2 separate regions of the Mus musculus genome follow, and region 2 is linked to region 1. A link is a loop called in an ENCODE intact Hi-C map of the cell type or tissue named here. Cell type or tissue: heart. All regions are shown on one strand. Links, peaks and the distances in the headings refer to the core of each region. The heading gives the core; the rest is flanking DNA.

Region 1 (10,262 bases), core at 1,618-9,617:
ACACGTGCACCCACGTTTCCCACACAAAGTGTTTCCTAGCTGAGAGAACTTAAATGAGTTAAATTCATTAAGATTAAGATTGGAAAGATGGAGAAATGTTTGTTTTCAGGCTGTATGGAAATGCTGCGTTCATAGACTCCTAGAGAGCCACTGCATCCGTGAACTTTGTAACATCCAGTAGATAAGGCATCGCTCGACCAATGGAATCAGATTTTGATTCTGTTCTGGCTGTTTTGTCAGTCCACGGCTGTCCGCTGAGCTCCTTCACCTTAGCAAATAGGGTGACCTGGCTACATCTCCTCAAGTGGCAACTGTATGAACAAAGAATTAGCTGGTGTGGGTGGTCCACACCTTTAATCCCAGCACTTAGGTGGAGGCAGGGTCTCTGAGTTGTAGGTCAGCCTGGGATACATAGTGAGACCCTCTCTACATAAAACAAATAAAAGAATTAACAAGACTAAACTGAGATATTAGTGAACTATATGCTGTATCAAGATGTACAAAATTGATTTTGTTTCTTAGAAAACAGGTCTTGCTATATCCTTTTGACTGGCCTGATACTTAACTGTATATAGCTTGCACTGAACTTATGGCAATCCTCTTGCCTCAGCCTCCTGAGTGCTAAGACTCCATATAACACCATACCTGACTTTCTGTACAAAATTATTTTTTAAAATTGTGTAAGATAACCTCCATGTTATGTGTATAGGGTGAACATGTCAGTTTTTGGACACTAAAAAGTATCTGAGAGAAATTATTTGAAGGAGGAAGGTTTATTTTGTTTATGGCTTCAGAGATGACACTTTGTGGTAGCTGCTTTATTGTTTCTGATAGAAGTGTGGATGAGCAAAGCCGCTCATGCCTGACAAGCAAGATGGCAGAGAGCAGCGGAGAGCACGGACTGGACCAATGCTGCTCCTGGGAATGTCCCTCCAGTGACCAGTCCCACTAACGAAGCCTCTCACCTGAATGTCTGCAAGGCTGCCCACTCAGCAGGCGGTGGCGTCTGGTCACTGCCCTGTTGTTGGACCTACTATCTGGAGTCCAAGTATGAACATGTTGTTGGGAACACACTATATGAAACCAGAGGAGTCTTTTCTTAGCCAAAGTGACTCCTTATTTTATGAAAATACTTCAAAGTTTGATAGGCTTCTGGTTCCCAGCAGTTTGGTTAACAGCTGTTCAGCCTGTGCCATAAAGAGATAGTGTGAGTTATGAACAGTGTGTTAACGGAGATCTGCTTACGAATACTTTCCCTGGGGGACTCCAGGAGGCTGCCACGAGAGTCTGGTGCTTAGACAAAGGTCTGTATGATAAGTAGCAGCTATGAAAGAACATGGAGTTTAAGCAATCTTTAAAAATAATTTTGTATAGGATGTCAGATATGGTGATATATGTAACCCTAGCACTGAACCTGGACCACTTCCCTGCAACCTAAGCAACTACTAATATTTTCTCTTTTTCTTATTTTCAACCTTTCATGTAAAATGGAAACAAGATGAGGGGTTATAATTAGCCTCTTTCTGGTATATTTCCAAAGTGCATCCATGTTGAGGCAGGTATCAGGACTTGATTCCTTTTTATAATCTACCATTTGATATTGTTTGTTCATTCATAAATTGATACATTCACATTATTTCTACCTGTTGGCTGGCCATTATGACAAATATCACTATAAACATTTGTATATATATATTTTATGTGGACATATTTCTCAGGTATATGCTACTAGTGGATTTTGTAGGCAATATGCCACTAGACAGCTTTAAGCTTAAGGTATCATGAATTTTAAACTGGCTTTTAAACTCTGTCTGAAGTTATTAGACAGGAACAAATGGGTAATAGTGAACGTGACGTGACTAGCAAAGAGACTGTCACAGAAGAAATGCACGTAGGACAAATCAGGCTCGCAATGGGGAGTGACAGAAGGGATGAAGAAAAGTGAGTGTGGTAAAAATATATTGATTACACTTAATAACTGGGAGGAAGGGAGCTGATGCATTGGCCATGTGTGGAGGTCAGAGGACAAGTTGCAGAAGTTGGTTCCCTTCTCCCTCCATGTAGGTCCTGGGACTTGAATTCAGGTCATCAGGATTAGTGGCCAAGATTATCGTTATATTTATATGTAGCACTGTGGATACGGAGGCTCAGATTTTACTGACACATGTGAGGTCATACATACTTAGCTGAGACTTGTAACCAAGAATTTATATCAAGTTAGAGCTCTGGAATGGCTGCCCAGCTCATGAGATGTGTACATTGTAGACCCTGTGCCTCAAAGAAAGGGAAAAGAAGAGAATTTATTCAAGGATCTAGACAGGGACAGAAAAGTAATTGGAGAAAAAAATTTACTACACATAGAATTTGGAATGCCAGGTCAAGGATTTAACATAGACGCTAGGTCTTTATTCCTGAAAGCTTTGGATCCTGGCACAAGCATACGGTGTTATAAGTGAATAGTCTTGTTAAGTGGAGACTTGCATATGCAGACCGATCAAACAGCCGTTTATTGAAGGGCTCTGCCTGGCATATGTCACTTCAGAACGTTTCTGTGTGAAAACAGGGTTAGCTGGAAGGAGTGAGGGAGGTATAACAAATCAAGTGGAGAAGGATGGCTTACGCTAAATTAAACAGCTCACTCAAGCCTTCTCTGGTCACCTGGGAAGAGTGGTGGTTGGTGGTGGGGCTTGGGAAAGAGTGGCTGTGGCAGGTACTCAGTGAACTTGCTCTTGCCCTGCAGAAACCCCCAAATTACCATTCCACTGGATAGTCTTTGGGAATTGTGGCACTCGAGAGGTAGGCAGGAACCAAATCAAGCCAGTTTTTATCTGGGTTATGTTAAGAAACTTGATCTTCTGTTCTCAGAGCTGTGAAATACCATAGTAGAATTTTCAGCAGGGGAATGAGCTGATCACATAAAACATGTCATTTCAGCCTTTACAGAATTAAAGCCATTTAGTTTCTCACTTTAGATGAGCATAAACTAAGAGAAAAAAAATCAGATGTTTTGAAACAGCTACATTTTCTTTTGAAAGAGCATGCTGAGTGATAATTCTTCTCTTTTGAAGCTTCAGCTTTCTCTGTAATCAGCCCATTGTGGAAGTGTTTTGACTCCTGCTGGGAAACCACAGTGGAGCCTTGGAGCCCTCATTCACAGGTCCAATTGGAAACAATTAGTAGCATTGGGATAAATGGGGATTTGAAGCAGGCCACTGCAAGACTTAAGCAGTAGAAAGCCACCGCTCAGAAATAATCTCCCTTTGCCTTGTAATTGAGTCACTTAGGCTGGGCTGGGATTTAGCACACCATTTCACAGTTGTCTCTCCTTAGGGTTTTGTTTTCCGGCAGGCATTGTGAGTGTATGCAGGACTGGCCAACAATCAGTTTCAGCTTTCTCCTTCTGGCACTACGTATGGACGCAGGTGACCACTGATATCTTGTTAAATGGACAAAGCCAGGTGCAAAGGATAATGTATGATACCAAACAAACACAACAGTATTTACGATGTTTGTTGGGGGGGGCATTCTGGGGAATTCTGCCCTCCTTTTCTTGTGTGAAAAAGTATTACTGTTATAATACAATGGAAGGGGAAATAATTGAAGAGAAATTTGCTCTGGGAACCAGTTTCCTTGTGATGTTAGTCTGTGGAGGAGGCCATGTCCATCCAATGATGATTGCCATAGTAAGTCTAGAAACTTTGTGGTGTGTGTGTGTGTCTGTGTCTGTGTCTCTGTGTATATAAATGTGTATGTATGTTAGTATCTGTGTGTCTATGTATGTGTGTCTATGTATGTGTGTATGTATTTCTGTGTGTGTGTCTTTGTGTATGTATATGTGTCTGTCTGTCTGTATATCTGTGTGTATCTGTGTATGAGTATATATATTTCTCTCTCTGTGTGTATCTCTATGTGTGTGTGTGTATATATATATACATATATATATGCAAATGTCTATGTGAAAGTATGTTTGTATGTGTGTGTATGTATATGTGTGTATGTGTAAGGTATGAATGTGTGTGTGTGTCTGTGTGTCTGTATGTGTATGTCTGTGTCTGTATGTGTGTCTGTGTGTATGTCTGTGTAGGTATATTTGTGTGTATTTGTATGTCTGTGTCTCTGTGTGACTAGTATGACTAGAGATTAAACCTAGGGCCTGTCCTTGTTGCTGCTAGATAAGCACTCTCTTTCTTTCCTTTTCCATTTGTTTACATCTCAAATGATATCCCACTTCCCGGTTACCCCCTCCACCCCCCCCCATCCCGCGACCCCCCCCCCCATCCCATATCTACCCTCCCCTTTGCCTATATGAGAGTGCTCCTCTTTCCCTAGCCCCTTTGTTAACTTTTTTTTTTTTTTTTTTTTGGAGAAACGGGGGCTTAAACTTGCTCTGTTGCTCTGGCAGAACATAGGGTCTCTATGCCCCATCCCCTAGAGTATTTGGAATGTCAAGCCTGGTTAATTGGGTTTTGTTTTCTTAAGACAAGGTCTCACTTAGTAGCTGAGGCATCTCTTCTCAGAACTGTGTGTTCTGAGCTGCCATGGCCAGCCATGATCTTGAATTCACATCTCACAACAAAATACATAATATGATTTATTAATTTTAAGGAGAAATGGTCTTGGGTTTACTAATGTCTGCTTTCCTGAAAAAGCTGTAGTGTGTTCAGCTGCTACTTCCTTTCTTTACATGATGGACAGGAACGAGAAATAGGTTCCTTACTCTAATGAAAGTCATAAGTAAGTTGAAGTCATAAGATTGTATAAAGTCTTCACTTATCATCGGCTAGGCCCTCTTTTCCTCTATATTGAAATATTTCAACTTTTGAATTAAAATAATACCCATTCAAAAGTAAAAGTTTGATTCCAGGGCCAGCCTGTCTTGATTTGTAGCCCAGAATATAGAACTAATCGCTACCCTCCATGTTTTGGGTTGACATGGGGACTATAGAAACCAGCAGGCTCATCTGGCTCTGAAGGGCCAGATGATTTGACTAGCAGACTGCAGGACAGAAATGGCAAGTAGCCAGCAGTTGGCAGATAGCTCTGCAGGGACACCACGCTAAGTAGCAGCTGTCACAATCATGTAGTGGTCAAGTTCATTTTCCAAAGCTCCAAGTTTTCCTTAGCAACAGAATATAAATAATTCCCCGGGCTAATATTAGAGCTGATAGTGACTGACTGTCTCTGCCTGCCTTTTCTCCTCTTTGTATCCCTGCTCCCTTTTCCCTCCCTCTGACCAGCCCTGAATTTTATATCACTTTCTTCCTTCAGATGTCCTTCCTTCCATCCATCCAAGAAATGGCTATAAATAGTTTGTTTCCACAGAAGGCTAGAATTGCTTGTCCCTCTGAAGAACCCACATTATACTCAGCTCTGCTTGCTTCTCAAGGGGTGACCTATACTGACTGAGTCATCCATCTACCCTCATCCCAACCTTCCTGAGTCCTTTGGAGTCTATTAAACTAGGTAGTTATTCCAGCTAATGTGAAGCTGTCTGCAGATTAATTTGATATCATCTTTGGAATGTTAGAAATTTTAAAACATAATTAAGCCATCATTTTTAAAAACACTTAAAATTATCTCTAAAACTATGACAGTTGCCAATTAAAGAAAAGGTTTTATAGTTTCCCTATTTCTCTCCATTTTTGCTCTAAAATGTTTTCCTTGTCTAAATGTCTATAGCAGAGTTGAACCTACTTTTTCTTTGTTGATGTAATCTTTTTTCCCTTGTATGAATCTTGAGCAAGAAGAGAGCAAAGTGTACATGACAGTAGGTGAAATATACATTGAAAATAAAATAGCAGCCGGCAGTGGTGGTGCACGCCTTTAATCCCAGCACTGGAGAGGCAGAGGCAGACGGATTTCTGAGTTCGAGGCCAGCCTGGTCTACAAAGTGAGTTCCAGGACAGCCAGGGATACACAGGAAACCCTGTCTCAAAAAAACCAAAAAAAAAAAAATGAAGAAGAAGAAGGAGGAGGAGGAGAAGGAGAGAAGAGAAGAGAAGAGAAGAGAAGAGAAGAGAAGAGAAGAGAGCATCAGCTGACATCCCAGGCTACCCAGAAATTTTCTGTGAAAGGAAAGGTCAAAGCCAGGTACAACAGAGCACTGAGAATGCTTGAGGCAGGAGGATTAGCACAACCTTGAGGCCAGCTTGGGTCTGTCTCAAACCCATCTCAAGAAGTCCAAAATTAATAAGCGAGAGAAAGAAGGAAGGCCAGGCAGTGGTGACACGCACCTTTAATGCCAGCACTCAGGAAGCAGAAGCAGGCGGATCTCTGTGAGTTTGAGGTCAGCCTGGTCTGCAGAGTGAGTTCCAGGACAGCCAGAGCTACACAGAGAAACCCTGACGCAAAACAAAACAAAAAAAAAAAAAAAGAAGAAGAAGAAGAAAGAAAGAAAGAAAGAAAGAAAGAAAGAAAGAAAGAAAGAAAGAAAGAAAGAAAGAAAGAAAGAAAGAAAGAAGAAAAAGAAAGAAAGAAGGGGAGGAGGGAGGGAGGAAGGAAGGAGGAGGGAGGGAAGGATCAATTAGTGTCACCAGGCTTAGTGGTAACTGCCTTTGTATCTATTAAGCCATCTTGTCAGCACAATATAATTTTTGAATTAAGGTTGCATACATTGTATTTTTAGGCACTGCTACAGCAAAATTGACTATAAAAATATTAAACATTTTGTTTATATGCACTAGAAAACCCAAAGACTTGCTTTATTACAGTGACATTCATTTTATTGTGGTAGTTTGGAATCTCTGTAACTGATAGACAAGGAGGTTAGACACAGGTAAGTGAACCCACATGAAGAACGCAGTCTCACAACCTGAGATACAGGATTCCTACAGCATACAGGGTTTACAAATTAAATGAGATAAGCAGCCTGAAGTCTAAAATAGTGGCACCATTTAGACTTTTGGGTAGATTTTATTTCAAATCGATTAGATTTAGAGAAGCTAAGCACAGAAAGACATTTTTAATAACAACATGAATACTGTCAAGTAAATTGCTTTGTAGTTTGTATGAAATACTTGTTTTCCATCAATTATTATTAATCCTCACAACAAATTTACAAAGAAGATATTCTGAGCTCTCATTTACATACAAGGAACAGGTTAGAAAGGGAACCTGCTTTACCCCAAATCACATAGCAAATACCCAGCGTGGTTTTTAAGAATAGCCAGCTTAATTAGAACCTGTGTTTCTTCACATTCTTAATGAATATAAATAGACATAAGGATGTAAGGAACAGACCCAAAGGTCAACGTAGTATGAGCTAATTAAAAATTTCAGGATCCAGGAAAGCTTCTATATTTTAATATGAAATTAATACTGTCTATTATCCTTATGTTGAATGCTAATGATGCACAGGTATTAGTTTGTACTGTTCATCTTTTTTATTTGTCTTAAATATTATATAGTCTAAGTTTTAACTAATCAAAAATCACTGTCAGATAATTAGGGTATTACTGAGAGAAGCTGGGTTGTGTAGGTGAAGAATAGAGTTCAATTCAGCTAACCTTTATACTGAATGAGGACATTATTTGAGGTCTAGGTAATAAAGGCTGTTGATTCATTACTAGATGTGAACTCCCTTATATGATGATAGATGATATCAAATTAATCTGCAGACAGCTTCACATTAGCTGGAATAACTACCTAGTTTAATAGACTCCAAAGGACTCATAGCTGGATCCATAACGAATATTAAATAAAAATAAATATTTTTCTATATATAAGAAATTTTTTTCTAATTGATCTTTATGCTTAGAGGACCAGTTTCTGGACAAAATTGAAAATTAATGCAGAACCAATCAGTTTTAAAGTCATGTCGAGTGACTATTTAGTTCTGCAAAGGAATTACTCTTTAGTCTCTTTTTCCTTTTTTTTTGTTTTTTGTTTTGTTGTTGTTTTTTTGTTGTTGTTGTTTTTTGAGGCAGGGTTTCTCTGTGTAGCCCTGGCTGTCCTGGAATTCACTCTTTAATCCCAAGTGTGGGATTAAAGGGGTGCGCCACCACTGCCTGGCTCTCTTTTTCATTTTTATTTGTGCATGTTTGTTTATTAAGATAAGGTCCCAGTATATATGCCAGACTAGTCTAAAAAATAGTAATCCTCCTGCCTCAGCCCCACTTACCTGAAAGTGTCCTTTTCCCTCAGTTGTCTTTATCCCATCCTTCTCTTCCCACATCTATTTTGTGTCCTTGCTTAGGGCATTACTCTGTCCAAGTAGAAAACAGACCTCTCCTGAACACGCTCTGCCTCATCTCCCTCTTCCTAGTTGTCCCCCATGCAGAGCCTCCCCATGCCGGAGTGGCTTTAGCTCCTGTTCTCTGCCTAGCAATGTCCTGCTCAGTGCCATGAGAACTCTTTATTTTTTAGCTTTTTAATTATATTTTAACATTTAAAACACTTTTTAAATTTAATTATATTTTGAGCATATTCACCCCCTCCTCCAAGACCTTCCATAGCCTCTCCCCACCTCCCCACCCAACTGTAAGTTCTTTCTCAAAAAAACAAACAGTAACCCAATATAACAGCAAAACCACAGCCAAAAAGAAATTTAAAAACACTGAACTATATCCAAATAAAAGCACACACACACACACACACACACACAAAACAAAAACTGGAGAGTCTATTTTAGGTTTCTCAATTACTCATGAATATAAGGGGTGAGTAATGTACCCAGTGCCACTTTATTGGAGAGAACGGATTTTTCCTTACCCAGCAGGAAACAGTAGCAGTTCGGTTATTGACATTTACTGTAGTGATTGGATTTTCATTCATTCATTCATTCATTCATTCATTCATTCATTCCTAAAAATTATAATAAAATAAAATATAACCTAAAATAAAAACCACCTAATTGAAGTTGGCCATGACAAACCAACAGAAGGAAAAAGCCCAAGAGAAGGCACAAGAATCAGAGACCCACTCATTCACAAACTCAGGAACCCCATAGTTGTCTGAGTCTGGGATACCTCTCTCAGTGATTTTCTTAGTTTCATTCATTTGCCTACAAGTTCATTCTTCTCTTAAAGGACATCTAGGTTGTTTCCAATTTCTTGCTTTATGTTCATGGTTGAGCAAGTTTGTCTGTGGTAGGAGGAAGCTTTTCAGTTTCATGAGGTCCCATTTATATATTGTCGGTCATAGTGCCTGTGCTAATGGTGGTGTGTTCAGAAAGTCTGCCAGTGAGAGCTCCTTCATTTTAAATACCACTGCTTACTACTTCTGCTCTCCAGCTCCAGGCTGAACCCAGAATTCTCTTCACAGTGCTCTTAGGACAGTTTTGACCAATTAAATGGCAATGTGTTCCTTTTTGTCCCTGCACTGTGAACTTGTGAGGTGGCTTTTTAAGTGAATTTTCTTATCACAGAGCTGAATAAGTAGACACTGGATCAGTTGTAGGATCTTCTCTGCCCTCCAGGTGGCAGCAGAGGAAAGCCAGTTGAACTATTTGGATGTATGACATCAAAGAATCTAGTTTGTGTTTGAATCAATTTTCAGAGGAGCACATCTCCCATATTCCATTTTAACTCTTTTAATATTGGAAAGCAAATAGCTTCTAGCACATGAAGGCCCTTGTGGATTTCCTGGTACTTCTTCAGAGGACAGCAACCAACACAGGGTAGATTGCTCCCTGGCTTTCGAGTAGGATGCATACTTTACCTTTCAACAAAGCAGTTGATGTCTTCCAGGCAAGCTTTGTAACCTTTCTAGTCCGAGCTTCTCCACAGGCTAGCTAGTTTGAGTTAGGGAATATATAGATAGCATAAAATTCTAAAATTATGGGATCCTGAGTTATCAGTGACTGTCTAATGAATGTCCGTGTGCTTGGTGGTGTGCTCAGAGTATCGGTATAGTAGAAAGGGGATGTGCCATACCTTGTACTCTCAGGGTTGAGAATCTATAATACACTCATTTCCTCCCTCAGTTCAGCATTATGTGCAGGCAAATATATTAGGATTTCAGAAAAAAGCAAGGTGAATGATGGAGGATCGTGTAATTAGAATAGGCTTCATGGAGGTAGAATTTGAGTCAGCATTTATATATATGAAAGGCTTAGACTAGAGGAATTAATGATTTTGAAAGTTTACTGTATGCCCCATCTGCTTTTCCCCATAGTGCATGTTGAGAATCAGATAGGATAAAGAACTTTTGAGTAATCAGAATTAGTAATGAAAAAAGCCGGAATTTAAAACCACCGTCAGGACTCTGCTGCCATTCTTTGACCTCAGCAGGACCACAAAGGTATCTCAGAGGTGGGCCTGAGC
Region 2 (10,262 bases), core at 1,187-9,186, 51 kb before region 1:
AACCGTACTCATTTCTGCCCTCCATGTCCTCCAAAGGACTCTCTGGAATAATGTAGAATGTGTCTGTGAATGGTTGCTACGTGACTAAGTGGAAAGCGCTTCATAGTATGAGACCACTGATACTGACAAACCCTTAGCCTGTTCTTTGGTAATGTGAACCAGTATCTGTAGACTTGCATCTGTAGCCAGAAATTCACTTAATTCTATTACTAGTGAAACTTGAATGTAGTCTATTTGGAAGTCATGGAGAGTTCATATTGTATTTATGCTTATTGTTGTAGATTTATATTTATGTGTATATATTAGTTTCCTTGTGTGGAGAAGACTGAACCTTGTAGACTCGTGGACACTATTAGGCGTTTAGTAGTGATAGCAACTGTTTACATAGCATGTGACCATGTTCCATGTGCTCAAGGTTTTATATGCATTAACTCATTCTTTCCTAATTGGGTGGGACCCCACACAGACCTTACAGTTATTGACATGGTCTTTTCACAGGCGAAGGCACTTGTTAAAGAAATCACTGAATCAGTAGGCCTGGGAGGTGAATCCAGGAATTCCAGTTCCAGAGTCTATTTTTAACATTTAACTAGCATAGTATTCTACATAGGGTTATATAATATTTGTTTAGTATCTTTTACTGTATAGGATGTATGGAACATATGGGGCATGAATGTGATATCGACAAGTATATTACAGAATTTTGGATTTACAAAACTCCCTATTGAAAATACGTTGGGAAAAGAATTTCTTTAATAGGTCCCTTTAGGATAGATTTTGTGTATTGACTCAAACTGGATGTATCTGAACTTCCTGTTATTTCTTTGTGGCTTCCATGCTTTATCCAACTTGTGTTGCAGGATTGCCTGCCTTTTTTCCTAAGCCGTGGATCTTTGCCCGGGCTGTGGCTTTCAGGCTGTACTCCTGCGGCTTGTGAAACACTTGTTTATGGGCACAGAGTGATCTGGAGTTAAATACAAAAATCCCTCTCCATGGAACAGCAATTTATTCTACATGCCAAGTTGGCACAGAATAGACCTTGGGGGGGGGGCTGTGGCTAAAACAGGTAGCCAAGATATGAAGGAGGTTTCCAATCTAGACTCATGCTAAAATAGAATGGTAATGAAAACACTTCAGTGGGCTCTTTGTAGTTTATATTTTATACTTAGGCTAATTTGGAGTGGCCAATCCAGTTTCACTGTCTACTTTACTCAAAATTTTTGGAGGATTAGACTAATAACAAATTATATATGTTAAAAATATATCTAGCAAGATGGGATCAAGAATTACAAATATTTCATAAGCAAAGTGGTATATCTTATCCCTGGTCCATGAACTCAATTTTATAGATGCTTCTATATTGGTAGATAGAAAACATTTATTTAGTTGGTTCTGCAATTGAATATGTGACATTAAATAAGTCATTAAGTTATACCTTAAAAATTACATTTGTTTATTTTTGTTTGTGTTTATGTGCTTTGGTGCTTGTGTGGAGGTCAGAGAACAGCTTGCTGGAACCAGTTTTCCCTTCCAACTTGTGAATCTTAGAGATTGGACTCAGGTCGTCAGGTTTGGTGTGAAGCGTCGTTTCATTGCCACACCCCCTGCCCCTCCAAAAAATAGTGTTCATGATAGAGTTCAGGGTTAGAGTCTGCTGTCTAGTGTGTACTTGGTCTCCAGTGACACAAAACAAACAAGAAATAAGAATTAAAGTTACTCAAATATGTATACTTTTTTGTTCTAAGGGAAAAAAATGACCCTTGGTCTTTTTACCAGTACCAATAGGCCTTATTTATTGTTCCTCAAAGTTAGGACTCTCAAGAGCAGAGAGTAGAGACTGGGTGATGAGAGCATGGGTCTTCTATGTGAAGATAGTACTGGCCTTGAAGAGTGTGCCGGCATTTTAATCTTTTCAACTCCATTTAACAATCTTAAAACGGTACCTGTTTGTATGTGTATGCACATGTGTGTGAGTGTGGGGGTCAGAGGACAGTTTGTGTTTGTATGTTTATGCACATTTGTGTGAGTGTGGAGGTCAGAGGACAGTTTGTGGTAGTTGGTTCTTTCCTTCTATTCTGTCAAGTTTGGTGGTAAGCATCTTACCTACAGAGTCATCTTGCAGCCTCATAATTTTGAAACTTAAGTATTATTAATGCTGAGGCCATTTCATATTTTATGTTTGTAGGTAAGAGAAGGAAGGTGTCCTCTGGTCTTAATTTATAAACATGTATTCTTGAAATAAATGCTAGTCTCCTGAGAACACAAATCAAAATGTGACGGTTGATGAGAAATTTTGTGTTTTGTGTTCTCAGAAATAATCTCACTATATAGCTGTAGCTGCCTCAGCCTCACTGTGTAGCCAGGGTGGCCTTGAACTTGTCAATACCTCTGCCTCAGCTTTCTTGACTGCCGAGTTAGGGGGCATGTACCATTACGTCTGGCTAATGGAAAATTCTTCACTTCTGCTTTCCCTTGGCCATCTGTGTTTGAAAGGCCACTGATCTGTGTCCAGAGCCTGCCTGACCAGTGAGTGCATAGTCAGATATAGTTCTCACCATCTAAGAGCCAGACCTTCTCTGCCAGCACAGTTCTGAGTCTTTCACACAGGACTGACAGCAGCTGGAGTCACCTGTCACAGTGTAGACTGCTCTAATGGTTCTGTTAAGCAGCAGTCACATTATATCATGTTTGGAATGGGAGACAGGTACTTGGAAGAACTGACTGAAGTGCGGGATCAGTCGATCTTAGGGACTGTATGTTAAAGCCTCTTGTATGCTGATGGTGGGGATTTCCAGACTTACTAATACATAACCTGTATAATTTCTTGTCATATGATGACGTTACCTTATGGGAGCAAAATTTTGGGTCTACAGATTTGGGGTTGACAGGGAGCTCACCTATCAGCATGGCTCCCTGCCCTACCAAGATTTAGTTTCTGTTTTGGTGTTCATCCAGGATACCTCCAGCCAATCTGGTATGATCACACAAACCTGTATTCCTACTTCTTGGGAGGTAGAGGCAGAAGGATCAGGAATTTAAGGTCATCCTCCATACACAGTGAATTTGAAGTCTGGCTACATGATACCCTATCTCAGTCACTTTCCCCCAGTTGCTAATGGGAGACCCATGGGGTTAGATCTGTCAGGGCTTTACTGTTTGAGCTAAAGCTTGGGTTACAGAAGGAAGGCATTATATTTAATATATTATTTTGAAGAGCTGTGTAATCTCTGGGGAAATTTGGAAAAGAAGGGATCAGTGGCTGCTGATATTGTCAGTTAATGTAGCAAGAAGTTGAGAGTATAAGGCAGTCTCTAGATTTGGACTCCCTAATCTGTGTCAATTTGACGTTTCCTATGGCTTCTGTAACATACTACCACAAACTTGTTGGCTTTCAACAACATGAAATTACTTTTCCCAATTCTGGAAAACAGATGTCTGAAACCAAGGTATCAGTAGGGCCATATTCCTTCTTGGATATATATGTTGTATTTAATACCACATCTATGGTATCTGTTAACAGACTCTAGGTATTTCTTCAGTTTAGGATTGTAAGCGAATGCTTCCATGAGAATTGGCTATACAGATAACTCCTTGAGACACTGCTTTCAAATCTTTTGATTTTTATGATTCAAACTCTCTTTTTGGATAGAACAGAAATGGTAATTGCAGGATGTTTGTTTGTTTTGTTTTGTTTTAAGGAACCACCATGCTGTTTCTATAGAGACTACAACATAGTAAACTAATTCAGTGGACTCAGGTTTAATTTTTTCACACCTGGAAAAAAATTTTATTTTTTTCCTTAATTTATCTATTTATTTATTTTTGAGACAGACTCTTGACTGTTCAACCTCACTTTCAGAACACACTCTTTAGACCAGGCTGCCCTGGAATTCAGAGATCTGCCTGTGGCTGCCTGCTGAGTGCTAGGATTAAAGACCTGTCAACTGTGGTATTGGTTTGCATTTCCATAATAATTGGTGATGCTAAGTACTTTCTCATGTTTTTTGGCCATTTTAAAACACAGAGACAAGTCTGTTAAAGTCTTCCCCCATTTTTAAAGTTAGATTGCTTTTGTTGAGTTTTAAATGTACCCTATATATCCTAGATAATGTCTTTATCAGGCACCTGGCTTTCAATTTTTCTCTCTGTTCTAAGGGCAGTCTGAGGTAACTAGCAGTGTCTTTTGGCGTTCCCTGACCCCTAAAAGGGACAGCACCTTTTCCATCAGGATTTATTGAAAGTAAGGCAAACACAGGATAAAAAAAATGCAGGAGTTAGGCTATACTAAACCTAGCTTCTGTCAGTAAGCACCTAGAGCTGGACTCTGTGAAGGGCTGGTTGTAGGCAAAACAGGTAGCCTGAGAGTTCTCCTGGGACACAACAGCAAGGTCAGCCTAAGAGCCGGCACTCAGTGGTGCTGACAGTTGGAGGCTATTCTGGGACCCGGAGGACTTTGTTTTGTAAGGCCTTGTGCTCCCAGATTAACTCTGGCTTTAGTCAACCCCAAGCCACTTCAGCCTTCGATCTAGAGAGCAGTGATAGGTACAGTAGAAAGAGCACAGTGCCCATATTATTGATAAAAGAGAGCACTTTCCATTAGAGCTTGTCTTTACTATATGTTGATTGTGAAAACCTTTATTTACCAAGCAACTTTTGGAATAGTTCTTTTGGACTAAGAATTAAGTACACACCTCTATTTCAGAGCTTAAAACAAAATTTTCTTTAGTGATATTCTCGTGCATCTTTAGGAATACAAGCTAAGAGGAAATGCACTTGAGTCACAGATTTGACTTGAAGCAAAGAAATTCCCCCGTTGTTATAACGGTTAACACCCAAAGCTGTTTAGCTTCCTTCCCAAGGAAAGGATTGAGCTCCTGCCTGGAGAATTCAGTATAGCTCTGGGTAGAGGCATGGGCAGAGATTTGCAGATGGGTGACTCTGCTCATGGACCATGCTGCAGTCATGAGTCAGCAGCACAGCTGCGGATGGAGTGGGCAGAGGACATCTAAATTTAGTCCTTACTCACTGGAGAAGATCTCAGGGAGCATCCTCTCCCTCCATACCCCAGTCATACCCTCCTGGGACCTGCAGGCGGGCGGAGCAGGGGCACTGCAGACCACGGTAGTCAGACTGCCGAGTCCTTAGCTCATCGATACAAGGCTTCTTTCCAGTTCAGTCGTACAACCCTGTATCCAAGAAGCCACGTACTCTGAAAATTAAGGAATTTCCTGAAATTAGACATACAAATTCCTATATCTGGCTAGTTTCCAGACATTTTTAAATCAAATTACTTTCCTTCCATAAGTACTAGTGAGAGCCATGGTGAGTGAGGATTAAATACATTTGGTGTGTGCGGCTGTTAAAGTATTGGCTTAAAAACAACACCAGGAAATGTTCCCAGCCCTCTGAGGTGGGTAGATTCCTGGCGCCTGGGATGAGTACACTGAACTTGTTAGGGTCCCTGTCCTGTCTGACTGCAGAAGCTGATGCTTTTAACCGCGTGTTGTCCTGCACTGTGTAGAGGAAGTGGAGTATGGTTTGCAGAATTGGGGTACTCTATCTAAAGTAATTCAGAGATTGTTGTTTTTGCCTAATCCCTATTCCAACTCTCTCTCTCGCTCACTCTCTTTCTCTCTTTCTCTCTCTCTCTCTGCACACATATGGTTGTAACATTTTAATTGAAGTATATGAAGAAAATTGAGTCTCACATGGATATATACTTGGAAACAGAAAGTGTATTTTAATAGACTGGTCAGTCAGTTATAGGTATTGTTCTTAGGTGGTTATTAAAATTTCCAGCAGCAATAATTTTGCTTTCTTTCTGGTTCTCATGTATCTGAAGTTAGCCTTGAACTTGCTGTGCAGCAAATGAGAATGATGAACTAATCCTCCTGCCTCTACCTCTCAAGTGCTGGGATTACAGATGTACACCACTTTGCATGGTCTCTGATGTCATAAACCATGGTGAAGAAGCTGCAGAGAAACGGTGTGCATGCTAGGCAGAAATTCTGCCAACTGAACTATAGCCCCAACATTGTTAGTTTGTTAAGTGTTGTTGGAAATGGAGACTGAAATTATATCAATGTACTGTCTTACTCTGTTGCATTAAAACCCATCAATCATCTGGGTATGGTGGCATATGGCATTGATCCTAGCAGTTGGGAATCATAGGCAGGTGGATTTCTGTGAGTTCAAGGCCAGCCAGGGCTACATAGTGAGACCCTGTCTACAAAACAAAACAATAGCAAAATCCATTAATCTAACTTATTCTTTGAATTAATTTTTTACCAATGCCTGATTTTCTAACACTATGTATTTAGTATTTGAAAACACAGGCTCATTGATTTATGTAGATCTTCTGAATATAAATATAGTTCATTATATACTATCAATTGATCCTATTTGTAGACCAGTGGTTCTCAACCTGTGGGTTTTAATCCTTTTGGGGATTGCGTATCAGATATCCTGCATATCAGATACTTATATTACAATTCATACAAAATTATAGTTATGAAGTAATAACAAAATAATTTTATGGTTAGGGATCATCGTAACTTGAGGGACTGCATTAAAGGGTGGCAGTGTTAGGAAGATGGAGAACCCCTGCTGTAGATAGCCCAGTGTAAGTATCAGAAGAGTATCAGGAAACTGTCAAGCTCTTGACAGTAGCCGTGCTTCCCAAAATTTCAGTTTTCATTTGCATGGTCAAATGTTATTATAGCAACAAAAGTTTTCTTTGTGGCTTTGTTCATTTTGATGTCTGAATAACAAATACTTTTTTGTTAGTTACTGTTTTCTGTATTAATAATATCTTTGGAAAAGTGGCTAGTTCATCTTGCAGCCCTGCACAAGTACTTTTCCTAGAAACAACCATCATATTGCAGAAGCCATTGTAGGACTTCAATTATGCTCTTCATTTTGTCACACAGAACATTAAAAAGACATCCCCTCAAAGGCTTAGTTTTAATTGTTAGTCATCATTTTAAATGATTTGTGTATGGGATGTTTTGCCTGTTTGTATGTCTGTGCACCATGTGCATGCAATACCAGAGGAGGCCAGAAGAGAGCATGATATTCCCCTGGAACTAGAGTTACAGATAATTATTAGCTGCCATGTGGGTGCTGGAAATCAAACCTGGATCCTCTGGAAGAGCAGCCAGTGATCTTAATCACTCAGCCATTTCTCCAGCCCCTAGACCAACAATCTTTATCACTGCATAAAAGTCCATTTTAGGTAGAGTGGTTTCTTGATGCAGTTGCCTTGATTAAATAAGGCATATTTATCTACCAGCAGATTTACCTACCATGGCTTTGGCAACATTAGTGCAAATGTCAACACAAAGAGAAGACAATCAATTTTCTAATATTATTGAGAAGACAAATTTTATTTGGCTAATGAATTCTAATTTTAATGGTTTTTTAATTGGAATATTTTATTTATTTACATTTCAAATGTTATCCCCTTTCCCAGTTTCCCCTCTTCAAACCCTCTATCCCATCCCCCCTTACTCTGCTCCTTCACCCAACCACTCACCTCTCTAGCATTCCTCTACACTGAGACCTCAAGCCTTCACAGGACCAAGGGCTTCCCCTCCCATTGAGGCCAGATAAGGCCCCTTCAGCTCCTTCAGTCCTTCCCCTAACTCCTCCATTGGGTCCCTGTGCTCAGTCCAATGGTTGGCTGTGAGCATCTGGATCTGTATTGGTCAGGATCTGGCAGAGCCTCTCAGGAGACAGCTGTATCAGGCTCCTGTCAGCAAGCACTTCTTGGCATCAGAAGTTGGTCCGGGTTCAGTGTCTGCATGTGGGATGGATCCCTAGGTGGGGCAGTCTCTGGATGGCCTTTCCTTCAGTCTCTGCTCCATTCTTTGTTCCTGGATTTCCTTTAGACAGGAGCAATTCTGGGCTAAAATTTTGGCCATTCCTCAACTGGGGGGCCATGCCTAACCTCTGGATACGGTCTTGACGGGTTTTCCCTCCGCCCCTTTGTGGAGTAGTTCAGCTAATGTCATCCCCATACAGTCATAGGAGGCTCTTGCTTCCTGGCATCTGGGGCTTTCTGGTTGCTACCCCCAGTTCCCCATCCCCCATTGCTACATATCTCTGTTCAATTTCCTGACCCTCTGTACATCTTATATCTCCTGCCATACCTGATTCTTCTCCTCTTTCCCCCTCTCTCTTCCTCTCAAGTCCCTCCCACCCTCTACTTCCCTTGATTATTTTGTCCCCCTTTCTAAGTAGGACTGAAACATCCACTCTTTGGTCTTCCTTCCTTTTGAGCTTCATGTGATCCATGAGTTGTATCGTGAGTATTCCATGCTCTTTGCCTAATATCCACTTATCAGTGAGTGCATACCATGTGTATTCTTTTGTGACTGAGTTACCTCACTCAGGATGATATTTTCTATATCCATCCTTTTGCCTGCGAATTTCATGAAATCATTGTTTTTAATAGCTGAGTAGTACTCCATTGTGTAGATGTACCACATTTTCTGTATCCATTCCTCTGTTGAGGGACATTTGGGTTGTTTCCAGCTCATGGCTATTACAAATAAGGCTGCTATGAACATAGTGGAGCATGTGTTTTTATTACTGGTTAGAATTTCTGGGTATATGCCCAGGAGAGGTGTAGCTTGGTCCTCGGGTAGTACTATGTCCAATTTTCTGAAAAACCGCCAGACTGATTTCCAGAGTGGTTGTACCAGCTTGCAATCCCACCAGCAATGGAAGAGGGCTCCTCTTTCTCCACAGCCTTGCTAACATCTCCTGTCACCTGAGTTTTTGATCTTAGCATTCTGACTGGTGTGAGGTGGAATCTCAGGGTTGTTTTGATTTGCATTTCCCTAATGACTAAGGATGTTGAACATTTCTTTTAGGTGCTTCTCGGCCATTTGAGTTTCCTCAGTTGAGAATTCTCTGTTTAGCTCTGTTTCTCATTTTTAATAGAGTTATTTGGTTCTTTGGAGTCTAACTTCTCTAGTTCTTTGTATATATTGGATATTAGCCCTCTATCAGATATAGGATTGGTAAAGATCCTCTCCCAATCTGTTGGTTGCTGTTTTGTCCTATTGACAGTGTCCTTTGCAATTTTATGAGGTCCCATTTGTCAATTCTTTTTTTTTCTTTTTTATTAGGTATTTTCCTCATTTACATTTCCAGTGCTATCCCAAAAATCCCCCATACCCTCCCCCCCACTCCCCTACCCACCCACTCCCACTTCTTGGCCCTGGCGTTCCCCTGTACTGAGGCATATAAAGTTTGCACGACCAATGGGCCTCTCTTTCCACTGATGGCCAACTAGGCCATTTTCTGATTCATATGCAGCTAGAGACACGAGCTCCAGGGGTACTGGTTAGTTCATATTGTTGTTCCACCTATAGGGTTGCAGATCCCTTTAGCTCCTTGGGTACTTTCTCTAGCTCCTCCATTGGGGGCCCTGTGATCCATCCAATAGCTGACTGTGAGCATCCACTTCTGTGTTTGCTAGGCCCCGGCATAGTCTCACAAGAGACAACTATATCAGGGTCCTTTCAGCAAAATCAGTGTATGCAATGGTGTCAGTGTTTGAAGGCTGATTATGGGATGGATTCCTGGATATGGCAGTCTTTAGATGGTCCATCCTTTTGTCTCAGCTCGAAACTTTGTCTCTGTAACTCCTTCCATGGGTGTTTTGTTCCCAATTCTAAGAAGGGGCAAAGTGTCCACACTTTGGTCTTCGTTCTTCTTGAGTTTCATGTGTTTAGCAAATTGTATCTTATATCTTGGGTATTCTAAGTTTCTGGGCTAATATCGACTTATCAGTGAGTACATATCATTTGAGTTCTTTTGTGATTGGGTTACCTCACTCAGGATGATGCCCTCCAGGTCCATCCATTTGCCTAGGAATTTCATAAATTCATTCTTTTTAATAGCTGAGTAGTACTCCATTGTGTAAATGTACCACATTTTTTGTATCCATTCCTCTGTTGAGGGGCATCTGGGTTCTTTCCAGCTTCTGGCTATTATAAATAAGGCTGCTATGAACTTAGTGGAGCATGTGCATGTGTCTTTTTTTTTTTTTTTTTTTGGTTTTTCGAGACAGGGTTTCTCTGTGTAGCCCTGGCTGTCCTGGAACTCACTCTGTAGACCAGGCTGGCCTTGAACTCAGAAATCCACCTGCCTCTGCCTCCCAAGTGCTGGGATTAAAGGCGTGCGCCACCACACCTGGCTAGCATGTGTCTTTCTTACCAGTTGGAACATCTTCTGGATATATGCCCAGGAGA

The links. Hi-C counts contacts between places; a loop is a spot of excess contacts. Peaks named below come from ENCODE experiments on the same cell type or tissue, not always from the same donor. Only the 100,000 strongest peaks of a DNase experiment are listed, where the experiment ranks them.
Region 2: a loop joins it to region 1, with 4 times the contacts of the local background. A loop is called at or near these places in 2 of 42 quality-filtered maps.

What each region holds. Positions count from the first base shown.
Region 1 is chr1:134,853,673-134,863,934 of GRCm38, reverse strand. All of the region lies in intron 13 of Ppp1r12b (protein phosphatase 1, regulatory subunit 12B), which reads left to right. Among named protein-coding and RNA genes, the nearest start is that of Gm32670, 85 kb to the right of the region's middle. In heart, for the core only: a CTCF peak has its summit at 9,405 (motif pointing right); a DNase peak (open chromatin) is centred at 5,024; H3K27ac peaks cover 1,340 bases.
Region 2 is chr1:134,904,398-134,914,659 of GRCm38, reverse strand. The region is part of intron 1 of Ppp1r12b (protein phosphatase 1, regulatory subunit 12B); the gene reads left to right. Among named protein-coding and RNA genes, the nearest start is that of Gm51265, 37 kb to the left of the region's middle. In heart, for the core only: CTCF peaks have their summits at 5,086 and 7,049 (motif pointing right); DNase peaks (open chromatin) are centred at 2,549, 4,419 and 4,999; H3K4me3 peaks cover 879 bases; H3K27ac peaks cover 4,559 bases.